Linked DNA regions of Homo sapiens: regions 2, 3, 4, 5 and 6 are each linked to region 1. A link is a loop called in an ENCODE intact Hi-C map of the cell type or tissue named here. Cell type or tissue: ascending aorta. All regions are shown on one strand. Region 1 has its middle 12 kb from the start of CC2D2A. Region 2 overlaps C1QTNF7-AS1 (C1QTNF7 antisense RNA 1). Region 3 overlaps C1QTNF7-AS1 (C1QTNF7 antisense RNA 1). Region 4 overlaps CPEB2 (cytoplasmic polyadenylation element binding protein 2). Region 5 overlaps C1QTNF7-AS1 (C1QTNF7 antisense RNA 1). Region 6 overlaps C1QTNF7-AS1 (C1QTNF7 antisense RNA 1).

Region 1 (5,000 bases):
AAAAAAAAAAAAAAAAGTACCCAGGAGCATCTATACTTGTTTCCTGAATTCTGCTAAATTGAGAAGCTATGTTTCCAACATCCTTAGATGGACTAGGGTATAAATAGAATTTTCATGGACTTGCCTCTGATCTCAGTCACTGTTGATGTTTTTGGAAATGCATGGCAGATTCCAAAGAACTGACTAGCAAACAGATTTCTAGAGTAAAATCCATCCATAAATTGGTAGCTGCTTGTGTTCTCACTATTTGAGAGATGGAATTTGGAGCAGAGGACAAAGGGTTGCCTGCTACTATGCATCATTCTGCTCTCTGGGGCTTGGACTCTGAGGGGCTTTGCCATACTAGAGGATTTTCCTGTCAGGGAAATATGGACACTGCCATGTACTGTCCAACTAGGGCCAAACAGAAAAACAGTAGCACTGCAAGGACCCAGCCAACTTCATGACGGTGGACTAGATTTTGTGGATCACAAGTGCCATCATATCTAGTTGCCAGCTTTTAGTAATTCTCTGTGTTATAATTTTCGCCTCTTATCTCTGACACATCTGTAAAATCTTATAATTGTTCCCTTAGAGACTCATCTATGCTGTGGGGGAATTACAGAAAGAATTTATATCCATGCTCGAGATGAGAGGGTAAAGTAAAGAAGAGTAATTTCAGTAGCAAGAATGATGGTATCAGTGGAGATTGCTAAAATTCTCAAAAGGCAAGTAAATTTTAGGAACAATGATTGGGGATCAGTGTTGAGCGTAAGTTTGCCCCTTCCTATATGGAGATTTTCTCTCCTCACTGCCAGCCTGGGTTATTTTTCCAAGGGATCCTGAGAATCACTCACGCTTTCTCCATGATACTAATGTATGCTTGAGACCTTCAAGACTCCCTCCTAATTCAAGTCTCTGCTAACACCAGAAAAGGATCCATCATCATTAACAAGCCTGCCTTCTTTCTTTATCCTTCTAGTGCTTACCACTAGCATAGCTGTTGACACATCATTTTGTCTTTCCTGCTGGGTTTCCATTGCTCAGGGAAGCTCCTGGTGCATAGCAGACACTCAGTAAATATGTTGAGTGATTGAAGGAACAAACCAACACACAAAGCAAAGCCTTCACTGAGTCCTTATATAAGGAGAAGAACTTATGACTGAGAATCTAAAAAACATATGACTGAGATCTAAAAAACACAAACTGATGACTGAGAGTCTAAAAAACACAACCTACTTTCGAATCAGCTGTGTGGATTCAAAGAGCCAGAAATGCTGCATCTGTTAAATTTGGAAAGTCGTCACTAGTAGGAGGGGGTTCCATGGGCCAGTGAAGAGGTCTTTTAGGAGTAGTAGCATTTAGTGTGAAACTGAACTGCTGGCCTCAAATCTTAAATCTGCCATTTGCTAGTTGGGTAGCAAGACAGGTAGCTTTTGGTTTTAGTTGGTGTTTAATTTCAAATTAAAATTTATCTTTCCATCAATTTATTCATCCATCTGACATTTATTTAGTGCCTGCCACATGGCAGATGTGGTGCAAAGTACTAGAGATTCAAAGATGATTAAGAAAAAATCCTCACCCTCTAGCTGTTTACCATCCAGTGAGGTTGAAACCTCTTGATATGGTTTGGTTGTGTCCCCACCCAAATTTAATCTTGAATTGTAGCTCCTATAATTCTCATGTGTTGTGGGAGGGACCCAGTGGGAGATAATTGAATTATGGGAGTGGTTTCCCCCATACTGTTCTTGTGGTAGTGAATAAGTCTCACGAGATCTGATGGTTTTATAAGGGGAGACCCCCTTCACTTGGATCTCATTCTCTCTTTTGTCTACTGCCATGTAAGATGTGCCTTTTGCCTTCTGCCATGATTGTTAGGCCTCCCCAGTCAGGTAGAACTGTGAGTCCATTAAACCTTTTTTTCTTTATAAATTACCTAGTCTTGGGTATGTCTTTATCAGCAGCGTGAAAACGGACCTCTAGTCACACTTATCCCATCAAGCTTTGCAGGAAACCACAGAGGGATTATCTGATAACGAAATGTCATTTTTACTCTAATTGTTTATGAATTACAGTGTATATGACTAAGTAGCTTTAATAAATGTATACTAGGCAATGGGAGGAGATCCACATGGAAGACAGAAGACCTTGACTCTAGTCCCATCTTAGCGACCACTGACAAGGCCCTCATCGTTTATGGATCTCTGTTTCCTCTTCTGGAATATGAGGTGGGCAGAGAAAGTTGATTTCTAAAGTTTCTCCTAGCCCGCACTTGGATTTTACATAATCTCTGGAAATGGTCTCTAATAGAGTAGTTATTGTTGCTGGCCACTAGAGGTCAGTACCTTAAAAAGTAAACTGGATTCTCCTGCCATCAAAGTATGCCTTGAAGCAAAAGCAAAATTACTGTTTTCTTATCTTGGTTAGGAAGAAACATTCCCAAAGAAACAGTTTTCTCCTTGACATATTAGAGCTTGTAAGATGACATTTCCAAACTCTGGCTGAGCATTCACTGCAGAGTTCACTAACAATCTTAGTGTGAGAGATGAAGGAGCAGAAGGTCTGGCCCTAGCTAGTGAAGAACGTATGGTTTCTGCACAGACCTGAATGCATTGATAGCTGTGTAACAGGAGGAAAGAGGAACTGAAAATGACTCTTCTGTAGAGCAAGCCCCTCACTGTATCCAGTGGTGCACTTGCCCCTATCTGGTCACTGAGAATTAAAAGGTAAATATGTTTTTAGATCAGCTCTTTTCTCATAGATGTGGTAGGGAAGGCACAATTTTTGTTCCTTTCCCTGAGTTCCTGCTGCTCTGAAAGATAGGAACTTCCACTCTCTTAATAATTAGTGGCTTACCTCTCCATGGCTCCTTCTGGTGGAGGGAGGAGGAGGGATTTCTCTGATTGGTGAGATGGCAAGAGTCTGGTACCCCCTGGGCTCTGTGTTGGGAGTGGGCTGTGTGTAAAAAGTCACTTGCACATGTGGCCTCTCTTGGGTTCTATGAGCTTGATTTGAGGGGAGGGAGACCTCTGTTCTCTTTGAGGCTGAATGGAAAAGTTTCTGTTGTGGGATGCTAATCAGGTCTAGACCTGGAGGCAACTACTGGGAAGTTTGTTTCAACCTCATATCCAAGTTGCTCTCTCTGATTTGGTGCTACCAGTAGGAAGACAAGTATTTTGGTACATATGTGGCTTCTGTGTGCATTTCTCAATTGGCTTGGCACCCTCAGGGGTGAGGAGTGGGATTAAATGGAAGCCCTTCTCAAATCCTATCAGTGGAGGTGGATTAATATAGTCCCCTCACAATTCTAATGACTGCAGGCTTGCTTGTGATGTTGTTGGTGTAGGGTTTAGGTAAGAGTGGGGCTCAGGGTTGTCCTTGGGGATACAGGACCAGGGAAAGGAGACAGATACAGCCCTCAACAACTTATGCAGCTGAAACCAAACTGAAATGAATATAAGGGGCAAATAGTAGAAAAAAATCATTAAAATTCAACTTGAGGAGTGTGTAGGAGAGAGATGTTTTGTTCTGCTTTGCCTAAGTCATGGTAGTTGTGCAAAAAGTGTTGGTCTTAAAACTCAGGCTTCTTTTGGTACAAGGTGGTTCTGTGTCCCCCAGCTGCTCCCCTTTACCCTCTCCCATCCCGTTACCTCTTTATTCACAAGAGAAGAAAAACAAATAGAAAAGATCTCCAACAATTGTCCAAATAATTCATTCATTTATATAGACATTTCTTCATTCATTCATTCATTCATTCATTCATTCATCCTACCAATATTTACTGAGCTTTGATTATGCACCAGGCAGTTTCAGGTACAGGGAACTAAGCAGACAATACCCCCTTCTCTTGTGGGGCCAACATTTATTTGAGGGTTGACCAAGTACGGTGGCAGATGAAGTCATTGCCTCTTCCATATCCCTTGCATTAACCAATTCAGGGTGCTTTGATAGATTTTTAACTGTCTTATCTCCATCTCTGTGCCTGAAGCCTTTTTTCAGAACCCTGCAAAGTCACTTTACCTGAGCACCAAAGGCACTCTCAAAGTGCTGGAAAAATATTGATCCTGAGAGCGGTCCTCAGCCAATGACTCTTGGGAGTTGGTCTTTAAACACTCCGGCTTCCTCCCTTTTTGGGTGAGCTGATTCGGTGTGTGTTATCCTGTTCTCCTGGGCAGCTCCTTGGGATGAGCTTCAATCAACCACAATGGCAGTTAGCTTACAGACACAGTTATTGTTGCTCTGTTGCTTCCTCACTACCCTATTGGTGTTTCCTGCAACTCCCAAATAACCACTTATACTCAAGTCCTTGTCTCAGAGTCTGCTTTTGGGGGAAATCTGCTAAAATTGTCATTTTTTACATATATTACCACATTTTGTTCTTGCAAAGACCCTGTGAAATTATGAACTGAACATCGCAGTGCCTACCTGATGACACACTTTTGGAAAAAAAACAAAACAAAACTGCCTACATCTCGTGCTGATGGGCTTTGAGCAGGCAACTGTGCTTTATACCAGTATTCACAGTCCTAGCTGATGGGACCGAAGGAGGGTGTGGATCAGCTGCAGCCAATCCCCAGGCTGGCTCTTTGATAAACAGGGGCCTGCCAAACATGAGATCCTCACTCTGGGGATTTGAACTGAGACATGAAGAAAGAGTCAGCAGGGATTGAGCAATTGGAGCTAAAGCAAAGAACATGTCATGAACTAGAGCTGGGCTGGGAGATGCCAGCAGAGATTGAAATGATGAGAAATCAGAATCCATGCTGTAGAAAAGGCAGATAACAGGGTGAGGAAACCTGTGAGTGGTATGAGAAGCCCATGGATGCAAAAGAAGCAGAGACGTGAAGCAGAGTGGAGTCAAGTTCTTCACTGAGGGCCAGTGTCAGGATCTACCCTGGCCTCCACCAAGGCCCTGGAGGGCTGTTGGAGCCACTCAGCTGGAAGTAATGGCCTATAAGGCCTGGTCCAAGCAGAACTCCAGCACCCATTACTCCTGCTCTGATTTTGTAAAATAGCGATTT
Region 2 (5,000 bases), 57 kb after region 1:
AATGACCTTGCAGAGCCTCCAGAAGGAACAAACCCTGTCAAAGCCTTGATTTTGGATTTTTGATCTCCAGACCTGCAAGAGAATAAATTTCTGATGTAAACCACCCAGGTTGTGGTAATTTGCTAAAGCAGTCCTGGGAAACTAATACAGCATTACTAGAGTAAGAGGATGAGACAGAATGAGACCAACATTGGACATCCAAAATGAATAACACAGAGCAAAATTGATTGCTGACTCCAAGAGGGAAGGGCTGCGCTGCCTGGGCACATTCTTCTGAGCAGAGCCGACTGCTGGGCTTGCATAGTATTTTGGGGAAGCATGGGACTCAGAGACAGGCAGATTTTCAGGCACCTAAGTAGCTGACATGATCTGTAGAGAGTGATTATTTGGGGGAGATTGTGGTGATTTTGTGAAAATGTATCTGCTTATCATAAAAATTTCAAGGAATTTTATTAAAAAAAAAAAAAACAGAAAAAAGCAAAGCAAAACAAACTTTCACCTCTCAGAAATCATTTTGCCAACATTTGATGAACATCATTCCAGATTCTCTGAGGCACAGGTTTAGCCAGAAGCCTTGCTGGATATAATTTTACAAAAATAAGTTCATACTACGCATGCTATTTTTATAAAAAATGATTGAATGTGAGGTTACTTGAATGTATCAGAATAAAAATAAACTAGAATCCAACTGAAGGAATTGCTGAACTTCAGATATTTCTAAGGTTAGATGACAACTATGAAAAACAATTCCAGAATTTAGTGTCATTTTGCTTTTTAAAACTTTGTATGTTTTAACTTTATACAATATTTATTTATCTTCTGCCATGAAAGAGGAGGGTTTTATTTATTTCATTTTTCCCTTCCACCCCTAGCCTCCCAATTTTTTTCAGTTACATTATTATTTTTGGATTGCCTGGAATTATAACATTTATATTCTTTTCTGTCAAATAATTCCCACTGTTGCTTAGTCTTGATTCGGTTTTGTAAAAGATCTAATACTTGCTCATGTCCTTATTTGGTGGATTCTCCATTGCTGGGTGTTTAATTTTGATTCATGTCTTGCTATGCTAGATTTCATCATCAAATACTTTTCAAGAAGGGCTTTGTTAATACAGTCCTTGAATTCTTACATGTTTAGGAATGCCTGCCTGTTTCTTTTATAGTTATAGCATAGCTTGGCTGAGTGAAAGAAAAAAACCTCTTGGGTCACCTTGTCCCCTTAGAACTTGGTAGAGGTTGCTCTGCTATTTTCTGGTGTTGAGGATTGTGGTGGAGACTAAAGTAACCTGCCAGGCTCCGCTTGTGATATCTGTTCTCTAAACAACACATACAAGACATTTTTCCTTGAATTTTCACAGTCCATATCTTGATGTTACCAATCTTGCTTATTTTTCCTGGGATATGGTGTTCCCTTTACATTTAGAGAAAGCTTTTTTAAACTCAAAAAGCTTTCTTGAATTGACTTTAAGTTTTTTCCTGTTCCTTTTTTTCTGTTCAAAATACCAATTTGGGTATGTCAGCCTCCCTTTTGCTTCAGTTTGTGTTGTCTTGTCTGTAATCATTTTTATCACACTGTTTCTTTCTTTCTCATTTCGTGTGGTATCTGAAGCTTTCCTGTGCTTTCAATAGCATTTATCTGTTTTCTGTTGACTTTGAAGTTGACTTTCATGTCTATAATTGTTTTATTTCATTGATTTCCTGAGCTCTGCTACTTTTTAACTGGTCTTCATCTTATTTCTTTTCTGATCATTTCTATTTCGTTTTTAAACTTTCTTTTCTGAGAAACTACGATGTTGATTCATTTAAGACTGAAGAGAACTGATCTCTGTGTTCTCTGGTGGTGGATCATTTATGATGTATGTAATTTTGTATCTGCCTTCTGTTTTTGATTTTTCTACTTGTTTCCCCCCTCTTGCAATACCCATGCTGGGACCTTTGCCTGGCTTTGGTACTGGTGTCATTCAAATGTGATGAGATGCCTCCAGCTATTTGGCCAACAACAGTGCAGAGGGGGCTTGCAGCATTCAGTTAACCAGGCCCCAGTAGGTTTGTGGTTTCTGTTCTTCCTACTCAGCTGGCCTTGATGAAACATCCCCCTCAGGTTTTGGTGTCCGGGAGGCCAGTGTGGCTCAGGTTGAAGCACTTAAAGATGCAGATTTTGTTGTGGCTGCAAGGTCGCTCCTCCCCACACGCTCCTCATTCCTTTCCACCCCAGACATGGTCTCCTCATCAGAGACTATCCCTACACAACAAAAATGATATGTTTTCCCAGTTCCTCCTCATTTATTTGCCACTCCCTTCCCCCTCGCTATTGTGCAACATGGAAATAGCTCTCTAAAGGAACTATTCTGACTTCTTCTATGTGTGGTATGCAGCACTGGGGTGCGCCCGCTAGTATTTCCGGTTCTGCCCTCCTCTAAGACACTTGGCAGGATCACCCTTCCTCGTCTCTAAAATTAGGCCTGGCTAGAAGAATTGTGTGGGCAGAAAACATGAATTACCTACATGTCCCCTTTCCCCTCCATGGTGAAATCTGAAGCCTTATGCTGTGATGGGGGTATCGGGAAATGGTGATGGTGGCTGGGTCCTGAGGGCCCACAATGAACAAAGACCCTGATTGCTCCATAGTGAGCATGTAACATAAAGGCTTTTGTATTTATGCATCAGTACATAAACCTTTTTGCTGTTTGAAGCCACTGAGATTTGGGATTTGTTGGTTAGTGCTGCCTAACTTAGCCTCTTTGATTAATACAGGGCAAGAAAAGCCAATAATTTCTATAACAAACATTAGGAAGCCTGGGAATTGAGAAGGTCATGAGGTCTGGCTGGAAGGTATGGATCAGAGCAGACCGTTCATCATCCAGCCAGGACACTGACCAGCTTCAATGGTCTCCTTGAATGTTGGAGGGAAAATATTGTACAATTTCCAAAGTTAGGGTTTCTTGTTGCAGACGGTTTCAGATTTCTTGTGTTCACCAGAAAACAAAACAATGGAACTTAATCCTTTTCTGTTTCTCTCCACTCCCTTTCATACAAATGTGTCTTCTTGTGCATCAAATTTAATGCTGTTGACAGCATTATTTACTGCCACTGAACATACTTGGCTGATTTATGACAGATTACACTGATCATCTATATCCCTCAAAGAGCCGTGGGAGCTGCTGCCTTTAGATCTTTTTGCAATATACAGACTGTAAATGTTTTCTTTTTTCTTTTTTCAGTCAAGTTGTTTATTCTCTCAACAATTAAAATATGTGTGTACAATCCAAGACATTTTTGAAGAATAAAACCTTGCATCTCTGAATTCCTGTGGGGCCTAGCAACAATGGACGATATCTTAGTTGCAGTGTCATTTCCCTAAAATCTAGCTTGTGTGTTACAATCACATTGATGTATCTTCCCCAGAACCAGAGAAGCCAGGCTTAAATCTCTGTCCTGGCATTCACTAATGTCATGGCCTCAGAAAAATTGGATAGACTTTCTGAACTTGTTTTCTGACCCATAAAAATGTGATAATGGCAGTAGTCTTTTTAATCCCACAGGAATATTGGGAAGAACAGATGATTTCATATATGGGAAAGGCCCTGGAGCAATGCCTGGCTTCAAGTGGGCACTCAGTATATACTACTTGAAAGCACCTTCCAAATTTTGCAAGTGGCATCTCAGTTCATTCATTCACTTACTTAATACCTATATACCCAGCATGCTGTGGGAAAGTTGGACTTATAGTTATATAAGACATAGGTAAGGAGGTGATAGTCAAATTAAGCTAACAGTTAAAATGAAGTGTTTTATGAAATTAGCTACATATCACAGGAGCTAATGTTTGAGGGCTTACTATGTGTTCAAACATTGGGCTAAGTCTTTAAATGGGTCATCACATTTATTCCATGCAAAAACACTACGTACATGATTATTATTATCCCCATTCTAACTGGAGGAAATCAAGGCTTAGAGATACGAAGAACCTGGCCAAGTCACAGATCATCGATTGAAATGGGTCCTGTAGTCAGTATGACTTGGGGTGCATGTTCTTAACTACTATCTGCGGAGCCTACAGAGATATTCAGAGCTGCTGGAAGTGTTACAGTAGGTGGCTCATCAGGCATTGGCAGAACAGGAGAGGGCTTCCTCCCCAACACACCCACCCACTAGGAATGTCAGGTGACCATCAGCTGATGGTCAGAAAGTTAACTGTCTCTCTAAAATAATAATTGGTTGCAGTCGGCACCAGGGAAGGGCAGTTTCCCAATAGATAGAAAACACCTGAAACTGGTGATCAGCAGGTTCCTGATAAGATCTCAGGAGTTGGGAGAGTGGTCTCAAGCATGTGCATTAAGAGGCAAAATGGCAGCATTTAACTGGTACATGACCTTCCTCTAGGAATGCTAGACTGGTGGGGGAAGAACACCTCAGGTGAGCATGCATACAACTCCAGTAAACACACTGCGCATGCTCACCTCCCAACCACTAACAGGCCACTGTGCATACGGACAGCCCATCCCAAGGGAAGAATCAGGGGAGAGGCAATGCGAGATCCCAGAAGCACACCAGCTTATAAAGCCCCAAGTCAAAAGGTGGAGTCATGCACTTGATTTCTCACGTTGCCTGCTTGGCCTTCTTCCAAGTATACTTTACTTCCTTTCATTCCTGCTCTAATGCTTTTTAATAAACTTTCACTCCTGCTGTAAAACTTGCCTCAGTCTCTCCTTCTGCTTTATGCCCCTCAGTTGAATTCTTTCTTCTGAGCAGGCAAGAATTGAGGTTGCTGCAGACCCTACAGATTTGCCACAGGTAACAGAAGCAGACTGCTGCCTCAGGGGAATGTTCACAAAAGGCACTTCTGTGAAAGGGATGCCTGAGCTCAGCTTTGAGATTTGAGTAGGGCTTGTCTACTCAGACAGAGGAGTCCTGAGCCTAGACCCAGGTAGTCCCAGAAGAGATATGCTGAAGTGTTCACTGTGGAACAGAAAGTCTGTGAAGGTAGATATTGGAGGACA
Region 3 (5,000 bases), 130 kb after region 1:
TTTTTATTTTTTTTAGACAGGGTCTCACTGTGTCACCCAGGCTGTGCAGTGGTACGAACCACCCGTGCAGTGGTACGAACATGGCTCACTGCAGGCTCGACCTCCTGGGCCCAAGCGATCCTCCTGCTTCAGCCTCCTATGTAGTTGGGACCACAGGGGCATGCCACTACACCTGGCTAATTTAAACATTTTTTTTTTGTAGAGGCTAATTTAAACAATTTTTTTTTTTTTTGGTAGAGACAGGGTCTCACTTTGTTGCCCAGGCTAATCTCAAATTTGTGAGCTCAGGTAATCCTCCCACCTTGGCCTCCCAAAGTGTTCAGATTACAGATGTAAGCCAAAAAGAAGTTAATAAAAAATATTCATAGCAGCCTAGTTTATGATAGCAAAAAAATGGAAATACAATATCCATCTATAAGTGAATAAATGAACAATTTGTGATATATCTATATTACATCCAAATGATAAGACACTACTCAGCAATTGTATTAGTCTGTTCTCATGCTGCTAATAAAGACATATCTGAGACTGGGTAATTTGTAAAGGAAAGAGGTTTAATTAACTCACAGTTCCACATGGCTGGGGAAGCCTTGCAATCATGGCGGAAGGTGAATGAGGAGCAAAGTCGCATCTCACATGGCAACAGGCAAAGAGAGCTTGTGCAGGAGAGCCTCATTTGTAAAACTATCAGATCTGTGAGAATTACTCACTGCCGTGAGAACAGTATGGGGGAAACTACCCCCATGATTCAATTATGTTCACCTGGTCCTGCCCTTGACACGGTGGGATTATTACAAGTCAAGGTGAGATTTGAGTGGGAACACAGTCAAACCATATCAGCAATAAAACTGGAAACAATCCAAATGTCCATCAATAGGTGAATACATAAATAAATTGTGTAAATCCTATCTGATATATGTAACATGGACAAATCTCATAAACACTATGCTGAGCCAAAGAAACCAGATACAAAAGAGAAGATACTGTGTGATTTCATGAAATTCTAGAACAGGCAAAACCAATCAATAGTGACAAAGCCGATCACTGGTTGCCTGGACTGGGGATAGGAGTAGGACTGAAAGCAAAGGGGCTCCAGCAAAGCGTTAGAGGGTGATGGGAATTTCCTATGTCTTGATTGTGGTGTTGGTTACAATGGTAGACAGTGGTCACAACTCACTGAACTGTACATATAAAACAGTTGCATTTTATTACAAAATTGATTTAGACAAAAAAAAAAAAACCCTGCAAATAATTTCCTCAATTATCTTGAGAATTCTGACTCTTCCCTTCAGCTTGCATGTTCTGTTCAGAAAAGCAAATGCTATAGTATTTGGCAAAAATTATGATGATTTATTGATCTTCAGACATGCTGTGAGTCGTCCTCATATTATCGTATCACAGATATATGTCTGATAAATGTTGGAAAATATTGAAATGTACTGCGATTTGGTAGTTGTTTTGAATTATTACCTACAAACTGGTCTTATTTTTATATATTTATTTTAATTTATTTACTTATCTAGGCACAAGGTTCTAAACTAAAATTCGAAAACTTTTATTGGCTACAGCCACTCTATCCTTAGGACAATACTTCTTGCTCATCTTTACCTTCTTTTCATTAAACCTTCCATTGTCCTGGATTTAAATGCCACATAACAACAAAAGTCCAGCCTAGAGGTAACTAGGCACCAACTTGAGTAAGGATTGGTCAGGTTATCCCAACTATAAGCCACCAACACAACTTAAGAAGTGGAGACTGGCATCTGGTGGCCAGCTGTTTCAACTCCTTAAAAAATACTTTAAAAGCCTTCCAGATGAAACAAAGTATGCAGATGGTATCACTTAACTTGATGACATGACTCACTAGGCATCAGAAACTGAGTTCCCAACCGTTTTCCATCTGAACTGTTAAAACGTCAAAAGAGAAAGTGGCTGATGGTGGATGCTGAGGGATATCGTTTGGTGTTTTCAACAAGAATCTAGTCCCATAGCTGGAAGGGATCCATGACATTACTGAACCCAGTTGTTTGCTTCAGGCATGAGGAAGCACTGTGCAGAAAGTTGTCCGCAGTAGAGTTCTTCCAGGGCACCTCTTTTTGGCCCACTCTGTTGCCACCAGCTTTTCTGGGTTTTGCTTAGTGACTAGATCCAGCTGTCCACCCAGCTCAGTGGACTGACAGCAGAGCCTGGGGTCACCAGGGCTGGGGTGGTTTCTAAGAGATGGTTTCCAGGTGTTTGGCCCTCTCGTTCTATGAGCTCCTCCTTACATCTCACCACTATCTCTAGAGCAGTGTCCTTTAACAGACAGACCACAGAGTTATTTTTCTCCAAACATCGTTTTTCAAAAGCAGAGGCTCAGAGCTAGGACATGATGTTCCCAATGACAGCTGCTGATGCCAGGTCTAGAGACCATGTTTCCTGCCTTCAAATATGCCTACATTACACTCAGGGTGTGGTGTGGTTTGAGGCATTTTAGAGAAAAGACACCAATCCAAAAATATATCCTCAAAAATGCTACTTAAATGCTCTCTCTTTGGATTAACTCTCATAAATTGCAAACCACAATGGTAGGGTTTCCTGAGCCTCCTAGACCAGGTTTGAACCCCTCATAGTCATCCTATGCCATTAGTCCTGGAATGCTCAGCTGTTGTCTAGCTGCTGGCATGCCACTCCGGTGAAGATAAGGATTTGAGTTGGTCCTGGTCACAAATGAACAAGCCTGTCACATAGCAGCCAGTCACTCACTGTATAATTGCTGAACCAATTAATGAGTCAATCTATCAGTCTTTTGTGCTTCGGTAAAAATGTGCTTAATACCAGAGTTGCTTTTATAATAATCTACTAACACCAGCATATGTATTGGGGTAAGTGTACGGGGATGTTATTTGGAGGAAGGAGAGAAGGAGAAAGCATGGTTGACTTTTAAGTGGGAGTTTGGGTTCGAACACTAGCTGTTCTGTGCACAAAGGGCAGGTAACTGAGGAGGCTGAGTTACCTGCCTTAGGTAACATAGCAAGTCTGCAGCAGGACACTGAGGCTCCCTGAGAAGGGAAGTGTCTTCTTCATACCCATGCTGTTTGGAGAATGAAATGAGATAATGCATGTGCAAGCACAATCTCAAATGAGCTATATTTGTTAGCCACATTGTGAGAATCTCCTGTGACATACATTTTTAGAATGAAGCATGTGGATGAATCCATAATTCTAAATGTTATAAAATAGTGATTTTCAAGCTCTAATATTGTACATGGAACTCACTGGTGTGATAGGCAGAATTCAAAGATGAGCTCCTGGTCTCTCAAAGATGTCCCACTGTAATCCTGAAAATGTGTGAATGTGATGAAATATCACTCCACTGATGAAGTTTCATTATATGATACAGTTGACCTTAAGATCTGGGGTGGGCCCGATCTGATCCCATGTGCCCTAAAAGGCAGAAAGCCTCCTCCCACTGATCGCAACATAGGATTTCACAGAGATTTGAAGTATGAGAAAATTTGAAGCAGACATACTCAGTACGTGTTGCTGTTTGGAACCTGGAGGAGACCACATGAGAAGGAGTGCAGGCAGCCTCTAGGAGCCAAGAGTGACAGCTCACAGCCTGTGAGGAAGCATGGATCTCAGTCCTACAGTTGTAAAGAAAAGGAATTCTGCCAACAACCTCAATGAGTTTGAAGCAGATTCTTCCTTGGTGCCTTCAGATAAGAGCCCAGCCCTGCCAACTCCCTAATTTCAGGCACGTTAAAACTCTGAGTAGAGAATCCAGCCAACCCTGTCCCACACTCTACTCCCACTTCTGACCTAGAGAACTTTGAGCTAATAAACGGGTGTTGTTTTCAGTCACTATGTTTATGGCCATTTGTTACTCAGAAAAGAAAATGAATCTACCTGCAGCTCTGGCTATAATGATGACTCATTCTGATTTAGCGGGTCTGGGATGGAGCCTGAGAGTCCACGTTTCTAAGACGTTCCAAGGTGATACCAATGCTGGGATTAAATTTTAGGAAGCAAGACTCTAAAGAACACAGCATCACAACACAATCAGTCAAATCTTTTTTTCACCAATAATATCCCATTTAGGAAATAATGGAATTCTTATTATTTGGAAAATAGGGAATCATGGAGTAATGTGAATCCTTATTATTAGTTATCTTTCCTGCCTATTTCCTGACAGCCTTTTCCTAGGACCATTTTTTGTGTTTTTCTTATTTTTTCTATTTTTCTATTAACTCTGGAATTGTCTCTCCAGAGCATAGTGTGGTGCAGTGGAGAGAGAAGGTCTTTGCTGCCCTTCATTAGGGAGTATATTTCATCTCCCCTGGGATACATTATCTAAAGTCAAGGGGCTTCAGTTCCCCCTATAAAAGGGGCCTATAAAAAAGCCTTCATCACAGGATTTGATCATCAATTTTATATGTCAGCTTGGCTAGGCAATGGGTGCCCAGTTGTTTGGTCAAACATCAGTCTAGATGTTGCTGGGAAGGTATTTTATAGAGAGGATTAATATCTACAATGGTTTGACTTCAAGTAAAGCAGATTAGCCTTGATAATATCTGTGGCCTTGATCCGCTCAGTTGAAGGCCTTGAAGGCAAAACTAAGATTTCCTGGGAAATAAGGAGTTCTGCCTCAAGACTGACATGGCAATCCTGCCTGATATTCTAGCCTGCTGGCCTGCCCTACAAATTTCAAACTTGCCAGCCCCACAATCATATGAACCACTTCCTTAAATCTATCTGTCTGTCTGTCTGTCTGTCTGTCTGTCTATCATCTATCTAATTGATACAACTGTGAACAATGTTGCAAACCAAAGAAACCAAGGGTTTTTGCCAGTTCTGGACATGGACAGAAGAATTACTTTAGGTAAGAGGAAACCAGGAGTGCACAGATTGAAAAATAGCAGCAATAGCTATCTATCTATCTATCTATCTATCTATCTATCTATCTATCTATCTATCTTATATCTATCTATCTATTTCTCTCTATCTGTATCTAATCTATC
Region 4 (5,000 bases), 420 kb after region 1:
CTAGAAACTGTGTAGGGTCATATGTATTGGCTCTCAGCTACAGTTGTGGTAACTTGAATTACTGCAACTAGAGGAAGGGATAGGCATACACATTAAATTAGCTGGAAATACAGGTTAAAGTTCTCTTGATGAGGAAACTAAAGACATTTTTATTTTTTTCAATGTGAAAAAGCCAAAACTAAGGAGAGAACCATGCTACTAAATCACAGTCTTTTTTTTTTTTGAGGCGGAGTCTTGCTCTGTCGCCCAGGCTGGAGTGCAGTGGCGCAGTCTCAGCTCACTGCATCACTGCAAGCTCCAACTCCCGGGGTTCACGCCACTCTCCTGCCTCAGCTCCCGAGTAGCTGGGACTACAGGCACCCACCACCACACCCAGCTAATTTTTTTGTATTTTTAGTAGAGACGGGGTTTCACCGTGTTAGCCAGGATGGTCTCGATCTCCTGACCTCGTGATCTGCCTGCCTCGGCCTCCCAAAGTGCTAGGATTACAGGCGTGAGCCATTGCGCCCGGGCCCTAAATGATAGTCCTTTTCAAGACCCAAAAGAAAGCTTATCTCCTCCACTCATTCCACTGGCATAAAAGAAAAAAAGAACTGATGGCTACCCCACTTTCCCATTTTTATGACTGAATAGATACAAGTTAGAGCATCTGCCTTCAGAAATACAATTACTGACTTAATTTTCTTAATTAAATGATACTCATAACTTTTTTCCTCTCAAAAAGTACAGTAAGCTCTTTATGACATACATAGCTGTATGTGGGTTATCACAGCAAATTTACATTTCTAACTAGCTTGCTAATACCATTCCCACTCCCCCTCCTGGCCACCAATACTTCTGCTCTATTTGTTTCTCTTGAAAAACGTTACGTACTAATAAAAACGTAAGCTATTTTCCTTGAGAAAGGGGTAAAGAAGATATAATTCAAATATTAATACAAATACTTGAATGATACATCATTTTGTATTGCTCTTTACTACTATGGAAGGCAGGGTTTTTTTTTAAACTACTGATAATAAAAAGTGTTTAGGATTTATACATTTAGAAATATAAACATACATACTTTCATTCTAATTTCAGAAGTACTTCACCTTTGGTTTTAAAACAATCTACACAATTCTATATAATGTGACTTCCCTAAAGTGCTTCTGGATGCTAAATACGGACTCTTCAACATATTTGAATTCTTCAATAGTGACAGTCTCCAGCAGTCAATTCAACTTAATTTGGGGAATATGGTCTGTTCGGAAGGAGACTGCTTGTAGTTATATTTATATGGTTTTTTTATTGTTTAAATTAAAAAATATCTCTACAGCCTCATGAGATATACAGGTATTTATTGTATTACACCTCTTTTTTAAAAAATATATATCTGAGTTAACAGATGCTTAGAGTTAAGGATTTGCCAGAGACACTTCATAGTTTTACTGAATTTGACCAACTTCCTGGCTTTTATCCCATTTTCTCTTTATTTCTTACTTAAAGGAATATTGAAAAGATTAACCATAACTGCTGATTAACTATTAAGGTAGAATCATAAAATCTTTACAGGTATGTTTACAGATATATTTGCCATATCGGCCCAACAATTGTAACAGTATGTTTTATTAAAGAAACTCAAGCCTAGCATCACTGTCAGCTTTCTGTCAGTTCTGCATTTTCTAAGGAATGTTCTTTAATTGCAACAGTCATGCATTTATTTTAATGTGTATCTGTGTACATCAAAATCATCTTGGGTACTCCAAGGAGCAACAGCATCACACTTTAGGAAACAGTGCCTCAGAGAGTTATTTTACTTTTTTGGGGGGTTATTTTACCTAAACTTTGTCCCAAGATAGTTTCTAACAAATAGTTCTAGTTTGGCTTTCTGCAACAACACAAAATGGGCCATCTTTGTTGGCTACTTATAATATACTTCAAATAGTTTAAAATATCAGTTATGTTTTCTCTTAAGTTTATATTCTCCAACATAGACATATCCAACTTCATGTATTTATAGGACATGATTTTTACTCTTTCAAATAAATTTTTGTCACTGTTCACCATCACCCACTACTTAGCTAACATTTACTTCCAGAAGCTGCTCTAAATACTTTACATGAATGAATTCACTCACTTCTCAGAACAGTCCCCCTGAGTCAGGCAGTATGCTAATCTCTATTTTAGACATAAACAAACTGAGTCAAAGTGAAGTGAGGTAAGCTGTTCAAGGTTACACAGATAGAAAAAGCCAACCTGGGTTTAAACTCAGATAATCTGGCTCCAGAATCTATGTTAGCAACCACTATGAGCTAGCTACTATTACACCACTACAAAAAAAAAGAAAAAAAGACTGATGCAAAATTTATTACTAAACACTGATTTTTAAAGCTAACAATATTAGCTCTGCCTGTCAGTTAAGTAATTCAACTTACTTAACCAAATGCCTCAAAGTGAGTTAAATGTGTAATACTTAAAAACTTTCATAATTCAAAAAGTAGATCTACGTACTATGAGATACAATTTCTTTAATCAGTCAATAACATTTAATAAATACTTAGTACAGGAGCACTAATATCACTTAATTCTCACATTTCCCAGGAAGACAATATGCTAAGAATATAGCTGAATTGCACGTAGTTAAAAAATAGCTCAAGAAAAACATCCCCTTACCTATTAGTACCTTTCTTGGCCTAGTTCTCTCTTCAGTAACCCTGGTGTCTACTAAAATTATTTAAATCCCTAATATTCAAGACTTCTTTAACCCACAAATATTCCCGATTATGTTGTGACTTCTTTAACCCACAAATATTCCCAATTATTTTGCTTCACTCTCAACCAATGATCCGAAAAAAGTTTTAAAAAAAATTCTCTTTGGATCAAATTGTTTCTTTTCCTGATGTAAACACATTTTCATGTCCTAGTTTCATTATCTTTTTCTCCCCGCTAGTACCTTGCCAGAAAAAGTTCAGAATTTCCAGGCTGGCTTCCTGTACTGAGTATGCATTGTGGCCCCAAATGACTACTAAGACTACTCACATAATACACAAAGCCGACTTGTCCACAAGATGCAACTCTTGCCTGAAATAAAATACTCTTCTTTCTGCCATGTGATGAAACACTTTTCAACCTAACATCTAGATTATTTATAAGGGCTTTTCCCAACTGACAAAATCATCCATTAGTTTAATAATGTTTAGTATAACTAATAATGTAAGTTGCAAATACACTGTGGCTACTAAGCTCTTTGCTTCCACATGACTCAGTATGGCCCCAGGCAATTCTGACCACAACCATCCTGTAGGATTCTCACTAATTAGATAACCGAGTGCTTAGACTAGACTGGCATGCGCTAGACAACTAAACAGTGAAATACTGAATGATTAAATCAATCACCTCATCTAATGCTCTGCCTTCTTCAATTTTTCTCATTGAGAATCCTACTTACCCTGACCATCTCCTACGTGGCCTGGACTTTATTTCCATCCTTCTGTCTTAATATTAGTTCACATAGTCTAGCTTCACATGTACCTTATTTTCAGTCTTTGTTCCTCAACTTCATTGCCATCTTATTTCAGCAAACCTTCAGTTGAAATACAAGAGCCAAGCCATTCTAATGATATTTTTTTAAAGTAAATATTAATACTATTTCTATTCTTTCCCCTTCCTATTTCCCTCTCCACACCCACCCTCTGACTTAAAAATACTCCTGTGAAGGATATTTTAATCTTCCATCTCTACTCCCACAATCACGGAAGTGCTAAGTACTGAGACTCTGAATATGTTAATGTTTGTCTAACAGAAAGAAAACTAACTTTAATGAAATTTATTTATTATTTTCCTTACTTTGGTGAACTTCTCTATGTAAGCTTTCTAGTTTGAGTAAGTTTAGTGTGATCACAATATTTATAGAGTTACCAGTATATTCCTTATTTAACCACAAACACAATGCTATACTAAGTAACAAGTTCTATGCCTTTGCAAACATTTCATTTAAATCTCACAATAAACCTTGAGACTATATTCTCATTACAGAGATGGGGAAACTAAGGTAATAGTAATCTGTCCAAGGTCATACCTGAAACTGGAAAGGCAATATTCAAACCAGGACTGCCTCCAAGTCCGTGATCACTGAATTAAAGTCATACTGTTACAAATGGCTGCTTTACCAGCCCGAACACACTCAGATTCCTAATTCTGCCTTTTGCATAGGAATAGTTGTAACTTTATTTTTATGCTCATAGAATGATTAAATTGTGTGTATGGACAGGTTCAGAGAAACATGTATTAAATCATCTTTACATAAATCAACTGGAAACATAAAATGTTTTTATAAAACTTACCATTTAACATCAACAGATTGTCAGTTCCTGGATGTGGATAGCTCAATCGACCTTTAAAAAGACAGGAAAGGTGAGTTTGAAGATTATGGAGTTATTTGAAAAGCAAAAACAAAAAAACAAAAAACAACAACAAAGGCAGCATAAAGAGAAAATTATTGAGCACAGTATATTTCTTAAGAACTAAAAAGCTTATGTTCAACTAAAAGTATATTAACTAAAATTATCTTTGGAAGTTGAAAGCAAAACAAAAAGTTAACCTTAGTTCCTAGATCATAAGAATACAATGTGATTTGGGAGCAATGCCAATAGAATAAAGCTTATTTATTTTTGGAATGTAAAAACAATATATCTATCATATCCTAGTCTTGCAAATTTAATATGAAATGTGAATTTTTAAATTTTTTCAAAGTTGTTTGTAATTTTATCTATAGATCTGTCAAAAATAAAACTTGAGAGAATTTCATATTCCTAAATCAAAAACAATTAAAATGTTAAAATAAAAAATAAGCAGAAAAATTCATCTCAACTTGCCAATGTGGCTTTATAAAGTCATATTTAAATAAATTAGTTTAATGAAAACATCTTATATTACAAATATTATTGAAAATTTAACTTCTTCAAAGTTTATAAATGATTAAAAATATAAAAAAAATTAAAGCTGATGAGTATAGTGGCATA
Region 5 (5,000 bases), 230 kb after region 1:
TTTCTGTTCATTTGTTCCGTACCACATGTAAAAGTTCAATCAGCAAAATCACCTCCGGCCAGCAAAAGAACCACTTCCTGCCCATCTTTTTAGATTGTGTTCTCCTGATGATTTTCAAGGGGGCTCAGAGCCCAGATTAATTCAACAGAATAACAGAGCAAACCAGCTTCATTCCCACAAACATCACGTCCAAGTTGCTATGAGGTGACTTCAGTTCATTATCCGGTTGAGCCTGGAATGGGCAAGCTTCAGGGTGTCCCCACACCCACGGCAGACCCAGGCTCTTGGTGCCCAGATGGAAGGGTGGAAACAGAAGGTCCAGCCCATCTGTCTAATGGTTGTCCCTTGGCCAGCTAGTGGGATCTCCTCAAGAGCTTTGTGTGGCAGCTGCCTCAGCCTGGAAAGAGCTTGGCAAATTAGAAAGGAAAACAAACCCAAAGAGGAAACGCTGCTTGCAGCCCAGGCAGCTTTTGCATTATCACTTTCTCCTCTTTTGTGCTGAGTTTCAGATCTGTGACTTTCAAACAAAAGGGTTTTCTGGCCCAAACCTCCAGCTCGTTGTGAAAAAACCATGCACAAAAGTGGATTCAGCTGGCACAGCCCGTGTGACCTTGTGCCCGTGACTCCACAGCTCCTCTGTTTTCAGTGGGGAAGGAGAGCACAGTAATGAAACACAGGGTGGCTTTGCCATTTCCCAGCGATATGGCCTTGGACAAACATCTTGCCTTCTTTTGACTTCAATATCCATGTCTACAGTAGAAAACAGTAACAGCACTCACTTCAAAGGCTGTCAGGGAATTAAATGAGCTCACAAGTATGGAATCCTTAGAACAATCCTGAGTTCCTGCTGCATGCCCTGTGGGTTCAATGTACACTGTTATTATATTTTCTCATCAGTAAAACGAGAATAGTAATAGCACTTGCGTAGGATTGTTGTGAGGTTCAAATGACCACATGTTTCTGAAGAACTTAGTACACAGTGGGTGCTAGGAACTAAATACCAGATCTCATGCAGAGAGGCTGAGCAGAGATGCCTTTAAGAGGGTTGATTTGGAGACCTTGAATGCAGACAGCCAAGTCTGGTCTCTGCCAATTACCAAATAAGAATTAGACAGATCAGGTCATTAACTTATGCAGTTGATAGTTCCAGGAGGTGATATTTGAGGAAAATGAAAAAGTCAGGCAGGCAGCAGGGTGTGTGGTGAAAACACAGTGGGCTGGGGTCAGAAGTCCTGGCTTGGAATCCTGACGCGACCGTCTGGATGTAGGTAGCCTTGGGCAAATCTCTTCTTCACTTTGGCTTCAATTTCTTCTTCTGTAAAAGGAGAATTTGGTGATGTCCCAAATTCCTTCTAATGCTAATACCAGATAATTTAATGTTATTTTCGGGCATCACTCCCATTCACTGCTAGTGGGAATGATAAAACAATAAATTTATTCAAGTGAATAATTTAGCGTAATCTAGTTCATATGAAGATATGCACGTCCACCTCCATTATGGTGTGTCTCAATAATTTTATACCTGTTCATTCAAAAAATATTTATTGAACCCTAATTATGTCCCAGGTGCTGTTCTAGTAGCTAGGGATACTCCAGTGAACAAAACAGATAAAAATCCCAGCTGTCAAGGAGTTTATGTTCCAACAAGGTAGACAAATCACTCACAAGAAAAAAATTTAAAAAATAAGTGCTTAAGGGAAACTGAAAAAGTAGGGAAGGTTGTGGTTTTGGATGGGGTGTGTCTGTTTCCCCACTGGATGGGAGCATGGCCTCATCCAGGGCGGTACCTGGCACGCAGTAGTTTCTGATTAAAGGTTAGGTGAACAAATGCCCAAATGAGCAGACCCTGAGTCCTGAAAAGACTGATTTGATGCACATGTGTGTAGTCTGCGTATTTTTATCTGAAATGAATTAGCACCAGCAGTTTCCAGAGCAGAGCTGAAATGATTACATTACCATTATTTTAAATCTGAGAAGCACTAGGGAATGAGAACCACATCCTCCTCCCAAACCAGGCCAAACAGAGGAGGCCACAGAGCGGCCTTATTTGCACATTGCTGCCCCCTGGTGCTGGTATAAAAATATGGCCACATTTGCTTACCTCTAGGGTAAAATGAATTAGGCTGGTGCAAAAGTAATTGCGGGCTTGGCCATTGAAAGTAATGACAAAAACTGCAAATACTTTTACACCAACCTAATATCAGTGAGCACACAGCACCATCACTGAAGTATTGGGATTAAATTGTCAGTGTGGTGATGACCACGTTTGTCAAATCCAAAAGTCTGTACAGTATGGCCTTAAGGGGGCAGTGGCTAGAATATTAAGGACTATTTCAGATAAGTCAGTGCAATGATTTTATTTTCACGATGACACATGATGTCTGCTCAGATATCACTTTTTGGGAGTTTATAACTATCCAAATGGATCAGAGCTCATAGAAACCTAAGCTATTTCCTAGTCATAGGACTCCGGGAATGTTTCTTAAGGAGTTCATGTGTAGACTTCAGGGACCATCTGACCTTCTGTTTGAGAACAATGTTCCCCAAATGTGTAAGGAAGTGTTAGATCTAAATAACTGAGGAGTGCTGGGCCAGTTGCCCAAGGTGAGTCCTCCACGAAATGAGACACTTGTGTTCACTTAGCACAGTGGTTCCAGTTTGAATTCTATTTCGTTTATACACACATTCCCCATTTTACCTCATATCAAGGTGGCTGGTAATCAGGTAGTTTCCTAACCACCCTAAGTCCTTGTTTTCTCATCTAAAAACAGGAGAAAAATAATACTTACTAAATAAGGTTTAATCAAAAAGAAAATAGTCATGTGAAAGAAAGTAATAAAATATCAGGCACCCATTAGATGCTTAATAAATGCTTTTAAAAGCAAGCTTGGGAAACACTGACATTGATGGAAACTTACAAAGCATTTCAAGATTCGTCAGTGACAGGAAGACTTCTCTGATGAATTATTCCTGGCACTAAGGTCATTGTAAGATAATGAACACTATCAAACAGTGAAAAATCCTAATAAACTTTGTTTTATTCCAGGTGTGTTTCTATCAGAGTACTTTGAAAACCATTACATTGAAAATGTTGCTATCTTTTGTGTTTGAAGATAACACTATTTGCCCAATTTCTTTTTTTCTTTGGTTCTGATTGAAAATAGTATTATATTATAAAAACTAATGTTTCCTACATTGGGCACCCACAAAAACTGCCTTGGGGCCTGCATCTTAGGGTTCTGCTATGGGATAAATGTTTGTATCTTCCTAAAATTCATGTGTTGAAACCTAACCACCAATGTGATGGTAGTAGGAGGTAGAAATACCGTAAGGTGAGAATGTTTAGTGTCTTATAAAACAGACCGCAGAGAACTGCGCTGCCTCTTCCGCCATGTGTGGACAGAGCAAGAAGGCACCACCTATGAACCAGAAAACAGTCCCCCACCAGAGAGTGGATCTGCAGTGCCCTGATCTTAGACTTCCTCCAGAATTGTGAGCAATAAATTTCTGCTGTTTATTAGCTATCTAGTTTTTGGTATATTTTATGGAAGCCCAAGTGAACTAAGATGGGTTTCTATTTGTAGAATCAACTGCTTTTCCTCTTAAAAAAATTGTAGGTTTTTTTTTATTACTACAAAAGTGATATGTGATTATTGTAAAAAAAAAAATTGAAACATTACAGAAACACATGGTCTGTAAAGGAAACATTTTCCGTAATCCCAACTTTCTTTTAAAGGTTTGGCATATGATTGTGTTCATTTTGTTTCATGAATACACCAACTTATATGCGAGTGCTTTAACAAGAATGGGATCATACTAACATGTTCTTCTGCAATTTGAGTTTTTTTAACGTTCGGCATCCTGGATAAGTTCCACATCTTTCTGCCACTTCTCTCTCTCTCTCTCTCTCTCTCCCTCTGTCTTCTTTTTCTCTCTGTAATTGATGTATAGTGTTCCATGGTGAGGTGTACCTATTGTAACTCTGCAGTTTCCTTTCTAGGTAGTCTGCTGCCTTTATTCAGCAGAAGATCAAAGATCCCACCCATGCATGGTATCTCAAGGACTGGAGGGGGAAAAAAAGACAGCAAGTGGGAGTGCCCTCATTTGAGACTATATTTGAGTGAGCATTAAGTAGTGAGTAGCTGAACCTGTAGAGGCTGAAGGGCCTAGAGGCATTGTGGACAAGGCTCCTTGGCAGCTGAAAGATGAGCGGTGTGCTATGAATCCCACCTTACCTATAAGAATGGTACACTTTAATTGGAGGGTTCTTATGGTTTCTATTTTAAGCTTCATTCATATATCATTTATTCAGTCAACAAACATTTTTGAGTGTCTACTCTGAGGCAACCAGGAATGCAGAAATAAATTTTCTTAATAGATACAAACTGATAAGTATCCACAGAGCAATTGCATTCTATGGGACACAATTCATTTGCATTGATCTGGTCACAAATATTTGCATGACTCAGCTTTCTACAATTTACAGAGTAGTAGAAGGATTCAAAGACAATGAGGCTGGGCGTGGTGGCTCACATGGTGGCTCAATCCCAGCACTTTGGGAGGCCAAGGCGGGCAGATCACTTGAGGTCAGGAGTTCGTGACCAGCCTGGCCAACATCGTGAAACCCTGTCTCCGCTAAACATACAAAAATTAGCTGAGCATGGTGGCACACGCCTGTAATCCCAGCCACTTGGGAGGCGGAGGCAGGAGAATCGCTTGAACCTGGGAGGAGGAGGTTGCAGTGAGCTGAGATGGTGCCACTGCACTGCAGCCTGGGTGACAGAGCAAGACTCTGGCTCAAAAGAAAAAAAAAAAATTAAAAGACAATGAAAGGCAGAGATCACCCAGAAAGGTATATTAGGCTGAACATCCGGGAAGTTTTTTCTTCCTCTCATTTTAAAGACTTTCAGAATTTTAATGGACAAATATCACATTAACATACAACCGAAAAAAATGTGGCACGTAAATGCCAAGACCATGGAGATAAAGGCAGTTTAAAA
Region 6 (5,000 bases), 110 kb after region 1:
TTGAAAACAACACTTGCTTTCTTTTCAGAAATTCCAAGCCCAAGAGTATATGCTGGGGAGAGGGGAATGAGACATCCTTGATGGGAGATTTTCTCACACCTGGAAAGACTGGGGGTCGGTGCATCTGTGAGAAGTAGAAATCGTCACCCTGCCTGGCTAGACCTCAGAAGGGAGGGCTGCCTGGTCCTGCTCAGACACCAGGTTCTTGGCCTTGACAGTGACTTCTAGTCCCCAAGCAGGGCTTGAAAGCAGAATACACGGATTCCAAAGGGAGAGGTCATTTACAAGACAAGACTGGGCATAATTGGTGTGAAGAAATGCCTCCCAGGATTTTTGCCTGACCTTAGTGTTAAAGGTGGTGGAGGTAGGAGCCTAAATAATGTAAGAAACTAAAGTTCCTGCTGGCATAGACTCTTGGAATCAGATTTATGTTGATTTCAAGAAAATAAAGAAATAGAACATTTCTTGCAGACTCGTGTTTATAAGATTCAGACTTGCTATAGTTGTAAGGCATTGGAAAATCTAAAGATAAATTTATCTCTGCTCTCTAAAAGCTTACCACCTATTTGGGAACTGCAGAAGATCATAAGACACCTAATGAATAACTACCATTCACAGCACTGTGAGATCCTCATATGTCACAAACTGCAGAAAAAGTTCTCAGTCATGAGAGGTAGACAGTTGAATTTTGCAAAAGGCAGATAGCCAGGAGGATGGAAAAAAGTTTCTCCCGAAGGAATATATAAAAATGCACCCTCCCCTAATCATTGTGTGCCAATACTATTATTATGTAATTGCTATAGCAGTAAATGCATAAAATTTTGTAGACCCTGATGTTCTTTTGGAAATATGCCTGCTTGATATGAAAGAGAAGTTTGGAACCTGCTGATCGAATAGGGAACTGTATAGTTTATGATTTCTATAAAAGTGCTTAGAGTGTTATCTTCATAGAGTGTGAGAAGTCAGAGAGACCTCAGAGGTCAACTAGCCCCTCCTACCCTTCCCATTTTACAGGGGTTAAACTGAGGTCCATGTAGAATCTGGATTTACTGAGGCCTGAGGGTTGTCATTTTGAAAGACTGTTGAGATAGTCAAAGTCTTGATGTTAATTGGGTCAAATGTGCACCTCCACTCCTTAACAGCTGTGTGAGCAACCACTGCTGCTGTCTCTTGCCTGGACATATCTAGATTCCTAATTGGAAGTTTAGTCTCTGCCACAGCTGTGCACTGGTTACTCATCCAATTCATTGTTTTCATCACGTTACTTTCTTGTTTACAAACCTAAATGATTACTTCATTTAAAGAAAATCTAAACTTTGTGGTTTGGCATTCAAGGCTTTCTGTGATCTGATTCCAATCAAGTACTCTAAGCTTATCTCCTTCTGCACCATATGCATGCACTTTGTCTGCAGGGAAGCCTTCCTGCTACTTTCCACGCTGTTCTCTCAGTCTCCTGTGTTTTTGCTCATATTCTCCTCTCTGCCTGGAAGGCCCTTCTCACCAATCCTTATCTATTCTTTAAGGCCAGATTGCATGTTACCTCCTCTGAGGAGTCTTCCCTGGGTAAGGGATACAGAGAATCACATGGACCTGAGTTTGAAACCTTACTCTGCCACTTAGGTCCTGAAAGACTGCAGGCAGGTTACTTAATTTCTCTGGGGCTTAGTTTTCTCATCTGCCAAATGGGTAAGTCTACACCCACCTTGTGACCTGGTTGTAAGATATAAGTGGGTTAATTCTATTGTAGTCGGCACAATTCTTTGTATCTGGTAAGTGTCCAAGAATGTGACTAATTACTGGTATTACTCCAGGGACCTGTGGTCTTGTCTTCTTTGAATTCCCACTCACTGTGAATTCTCTTATATTCTAAATTGCGATATCTAATTTTGCATTTTAGATATTGGAATGCACATTTTATTTCCCCATTCAATTGGTAGCTCATTGAAGTTAGGATGATATTTTCTTCTGGACTGTCCCTATTGCATTGTCCTTTACCACAGTAGGTCCTCAAACTTAGGCAAAGGCTGACTTTCCAAGTGTGAAAATACTGAAAAGAATTTGCTTTGCTGACACTTTTCCTCCTAAAAGTTGAACATAGTTAAAAAAAAAAAAAGTCAATTCTCTTAGAGATGAGAATCCCAATTGTTGGGCTTCAGTTTCATAGAAATACAGAAGAGAATTTGTGAAGTGACTGGTGGAGATTAGTACATTTCAATTAAATCTTGGGAAACATTGATTTAATGTTTAAAGGACACATGGCCTCAACTCATCAGGACAACTCAACCTCACCATTTTCCAGCATGCGTTGGTCTATGTGATACTTCAGAAAAAGTGGTTTCATGGTCAAATGAGTTTGGAAAACATTAGATTTTAATTAATAACCCGATCACGGGAGTCGGTGCACACATTAGCCAACTAAAACATGTGACACTTACTGAGGTAAAGAAATCAGCATTTAATAGCTAATAAGAATAGCTAACATTCTCTAAGCTCTCATTATATGTCAGGCATTTTGATAGTAGACCTTACACAGACTCTCTAATTTAATCCTCAGAATGCCCATAGAAGATAGATGTGATTACTATCTTCATTTAACAGATAAAGAAACTAACTGTTTGAATGGGCCGAAGTTCATACATCATTGAAGGAGCAGAGCTGGGATTTGAAGCCAGATGTTTGTGACCCCTAAGCCAGAGCGCTGATCTACCATGGTGCACAGTTTTCAACATTCCAAAACTTGCCTGACCAGGAAATACTTTTGGTTATCCTCCTATTATAATAATAACCCATGAAAGTGCTGTTCATTGCAAGACACTTTGGGGAATAGAGCCCCGCCAGGCCCAAGCTACTTGTCTTATGGGCTCATCCATGCTCTTTGCACCTCTGTGCCTTTGCCTGCCGGCCTCTGCCTGGGGACCCCTGGCCCTCTTGGCTCTTTCGTGATATTTTACTCATCTTTCAAGGTCTAGTTCAAGGACAGCTTTGTGGGACGCTTTCTTTGATTTCAGCAGGCTGATTTGCAAAGCCCCTCTGTGTTCCTGCCATCTTTCCTATGCTGTTTTTAATGTTTGGTCTGTCTTTGTCAAGGACACGTTCAAAGAGCGTTGATAAAGTATCTGGCACAGAGTGGACACTCGGTTAAGGTTTATTGAATTACCATGGTCTCTTTTTCTAGCCCATCAGCCATTGATCCCTAACCTTGGGGCATTTCAGGTCCAGGTTCACAAACTTGTGGCCCGAAACGTGGACTAAGCCTGGCTGACACCCAAAGCTAATACAGCATGGCTGCCACACTCCCGGCAGTTCATTGGTTAACACTCTTGTCCCTTGCAGACGCTGCCTTTCTCTCCCAGCCTCTCGGAGGCGAGGAGGTGCGATTAGGTCACTGTGGGCCTCTCTCATCAGCGCCCTTTATGGGACAACCCTGACCTGTCCTTTCCAGGGCTCTGTCCAGGTTTCATTACAAAGCCCCCCAGTGACTGCGCCTTAGATGAGTCAGCTGGCTTGGGCTTCATTAGCAACCCTAATAGCCTTTTTGTTTTTGTCCTCTTTGGGGCCCTCTGGGGCCCTGGGGTGGGGCCTGGCGGGCCTGACTTCCAGAGATGCCGCCAGCCTCCATTGGAGCCCGTGAGGAAGTTCGCGCTCCGGCTTCTCAGCAGTCACGTCATGCCACACTGTGCATTTCTCTGCCGCACCCGTCCCCAGGGTGCACTCAGGCGCCATGCAAACGCTGGCCATCCCAGCTCTAGAGCTGCCTGCGATGAGGTCATGGGTGGGGCCCCGGAGACCCCACTCCAAATAGGGTGGGGGCTTCCCCGACCAGCCTGGGGATGGTCCGAGAGGACCGGGAAGGAGACAGTAATATTGTGTGTCCGACCCACTGCTCCCTTTCTTAATGTTCTATAGGCTGGTGTAGACAGAAGTGGAGGGGAAAGGGAGAATAGAAGAAGATTTGGGAAAGAGAAGGATAAGGAATTGGCAGTCGCGGGTCACTCGCTGCATTAACTATGGGTGGAGAGAGGCAACTAATGGTGTCTCCTGATCACTCTGCAATGAGCAAAGTGTCCTTCTTAACCTTAATCCCTTTCTTATCGTTGAGACCATGAGGCAGAGGAAGCCACAACAGTCCACTTTATGTAACTAGAATTTGACACAGACAGAAAAAATATTCCAGAAACAGAGAAAGAACTGGTATAGCAAGAAGGCAGAGCCCTCTCAGCCCAAGAGCAGGGTCCCAGGCGGCCCTCAAATTGCTCACCCAGGCCTAATGGCTGAGAAATTCGCCTTGCTAATGTTTCTGTACCAGTGGGTTTTGCAGCCTGAGGTCACCTAAATGTCGCAAACCACTCAAGCTCTGTCAAATCCACAGGGTTTTATAATCTTTGCCTGTGAGCACGCTTGTGTGCGTGAAGGAATGAATGTGGAGCTGTGATAAAATCTCAGCCTGCTGGAAGAATGTGCAGATTTCTGTGACAATCTAGTTTTTTGCACCTGGAATTGTGCCTCAGACAGATGGGAACACTGATAACAGAGACATTCTCAGGGAAAAAGGGAACAACACATCTCATATTTATATGCCCCTCCACCTCAATGCACAAGATACTTCTCAAGTGACCAATGCACAGAAAAACAAGAAAATATCTTATCCTCGCTGCTCCCTACCTGTGTATGAGGCACAATCGAGAAGGCAAAGTCACCCTATTTAGATAACATTGTCAGCCGACTGTGACTTGAATTAATGAATGTTGAGTTGAACTGTTTCCTTCTCCCAGGATATATAATATCTGTAACATCCTCCCGTGTCAATTACAAGGGAAAAGACAAATGATTTATTTAACTTTTAAAAATATATTCTGCAAAACAAGTTAATAAGAAGCCATAGTAACTGCACTTAGGAGGATTTTTGGAAAGATATTAAAATCTTCCTTGGGAAACATTTCCAAGTTAATAGAAGAATCACAGCTCCGGAAGTTGAGTTGCATATAAGGGGATAAGAAAAC

Evidence for each region. Peaks named below come from ENCODE experiments on the same cell type or tissue, not always from the same donor. Only the 100,000 strongest peaks of a DNase experiment are listed, where the experiment ranks them.
Region 2: it touches region 1 in a loop (7-fold over the local background); 31 of 110 quality-filtered maps call a loop at or near these places.
Region 3: a loop joins it to region 1, with 2.8 times the contacts of the local background. A loop is called at or near these places in 6 of 110 quality-filtered maps.
Region 4: it touches region 1 in a loop (2.4-fold over the local background); 2 of 110 quality-filtered maps call a loop at or near these places.
Region 5: a loop joins it to region 1, with 12 times the contacts of the local background. A loop is called at or near these places in 107 of 110 quality-filtered maps.
Region 6: a loop joins it to region 1, with 2.2 times the contacts of the local background. A loop is called at or near these places in 7 of 110 quality-filtered maps.

The regions. Positions count from the first base shown.
Region 1 is chr4:15,455,073-15,460,072 of GRCh38, reverse strand. No RefSeq gene overlaps it. Among named protein-coding and RNA genes, the nearest start is that of CC2D2A, 12 kb to the left of the region's middle. In ascending aorta, a CTCF peak has its summit at 2,305 (motif pointing right); a DNase peak (open chromatin) is centred at 4,582; H3K27ac peaks cover 4,918 bases.
Region 2 is chr4:15,398,453-15,403,452 of GRCh38, reverse strand. All of the region lies in intron 1 of C1QTNF7-AS1 (C1QTNF7 antisense RNA 1), which reads left to right. It also overlaps a transcript of C1QTNF7 not described here. Among named protein-coding and RNA genes, the nearest start is that of C1QTNF7-AS1, 27 kb to the left of the region's middle. RefSeq lists enhancers at 2,044-2,103, 2,234-2,353. In ascending aorta, no CTCF peak of the experiment used is centred here; DNase peaks (open chromatin) are centred at 257, 2,084 and 2,392; H3K4me3 peaks cover 2,281 bases; H3K27ac peaks cover 5,000 bases.
Region 3 is chr4:15,324,995-15,329,994 of GRCh38, reverse strand. All of the region lies in intron 1 of C1QTNF7-AS1 (C1QTNF7 antisense RNA 1), which reads left to right. Among named protein-coding and RNA genes, the nearest start is that of C1QTNF7-AS1, 100 kb to the left of the region's middle. In ascending aorta, no CTCF peak of the experiment used is centred here; no DNase peak of the experiment used is centred here; H3K27ac peaks cover 1,139 bases.
Region 4 is chr4:15,032,534-15,037,533 of GRCh38, reverse strand. CPEB2 (cytoplasmic polyadenylation element binding protein 2) reads right to left here. Exons shown (of 12, transcript NM_001177382.2): 5 at 4,323-4,373. The region is part of intron 2 of C1QTNF7-AS1 (C1QTNF7 antisense RNA 1); the gene reads left to right. Among named protein-coding and RNA genes, the nearest start is that of CPEB2, 33 kb to the right of the region's middle. In ascending aorta, no CTCF peak of the experiment used is centred here; no DNase peak of the experiment used is centred here; H3K4me3 peaks cover 1,499 bases; H3K27ac peaks cover 4,554 bases.
Region 5 is chr4:15,228,771-15,233,770 of GRCh38, reverse strand. The region is part of intron 2 of C1QTNF7-AS1 (C1QTNF7 antisense RNA 1); the gene reads left to right. Among named protein-coding and RNA genes, the nearest start is that of C1QTNF7-AS1, 200 kb to the left of the region's middle. In ascending aorta, a CTCF peak has its summit at 2,075 (motif pointing left); DNase peaks (open chromatin) are centred at 332 and 2,070; H3K4me3 peaks cover 1,054 bases; H3K27ac peaks cover 2,630 bases.
Region 6 is chr4:15,340,553-15,345,552 of GRCh38, reverse strand. The region is part of intron 1 of C1QTNF7-AS1 (C1QTNF7 antisense RNA 1); the gene reads left to right. It also overlaps a transcript of C1QTNF7 not described here. Among named protein-coding and RNA genes, the nearest start is that of C1QTNF7-AS1, 85 kb to the left of the region's middle. In ascending aorta, no CTCF peak of the experiment used is centred here; no DNase peak of the experiment used is centred here; H3K4me3 peaks cover 926 bases; H3K27ac peaks cover 1,652 bases.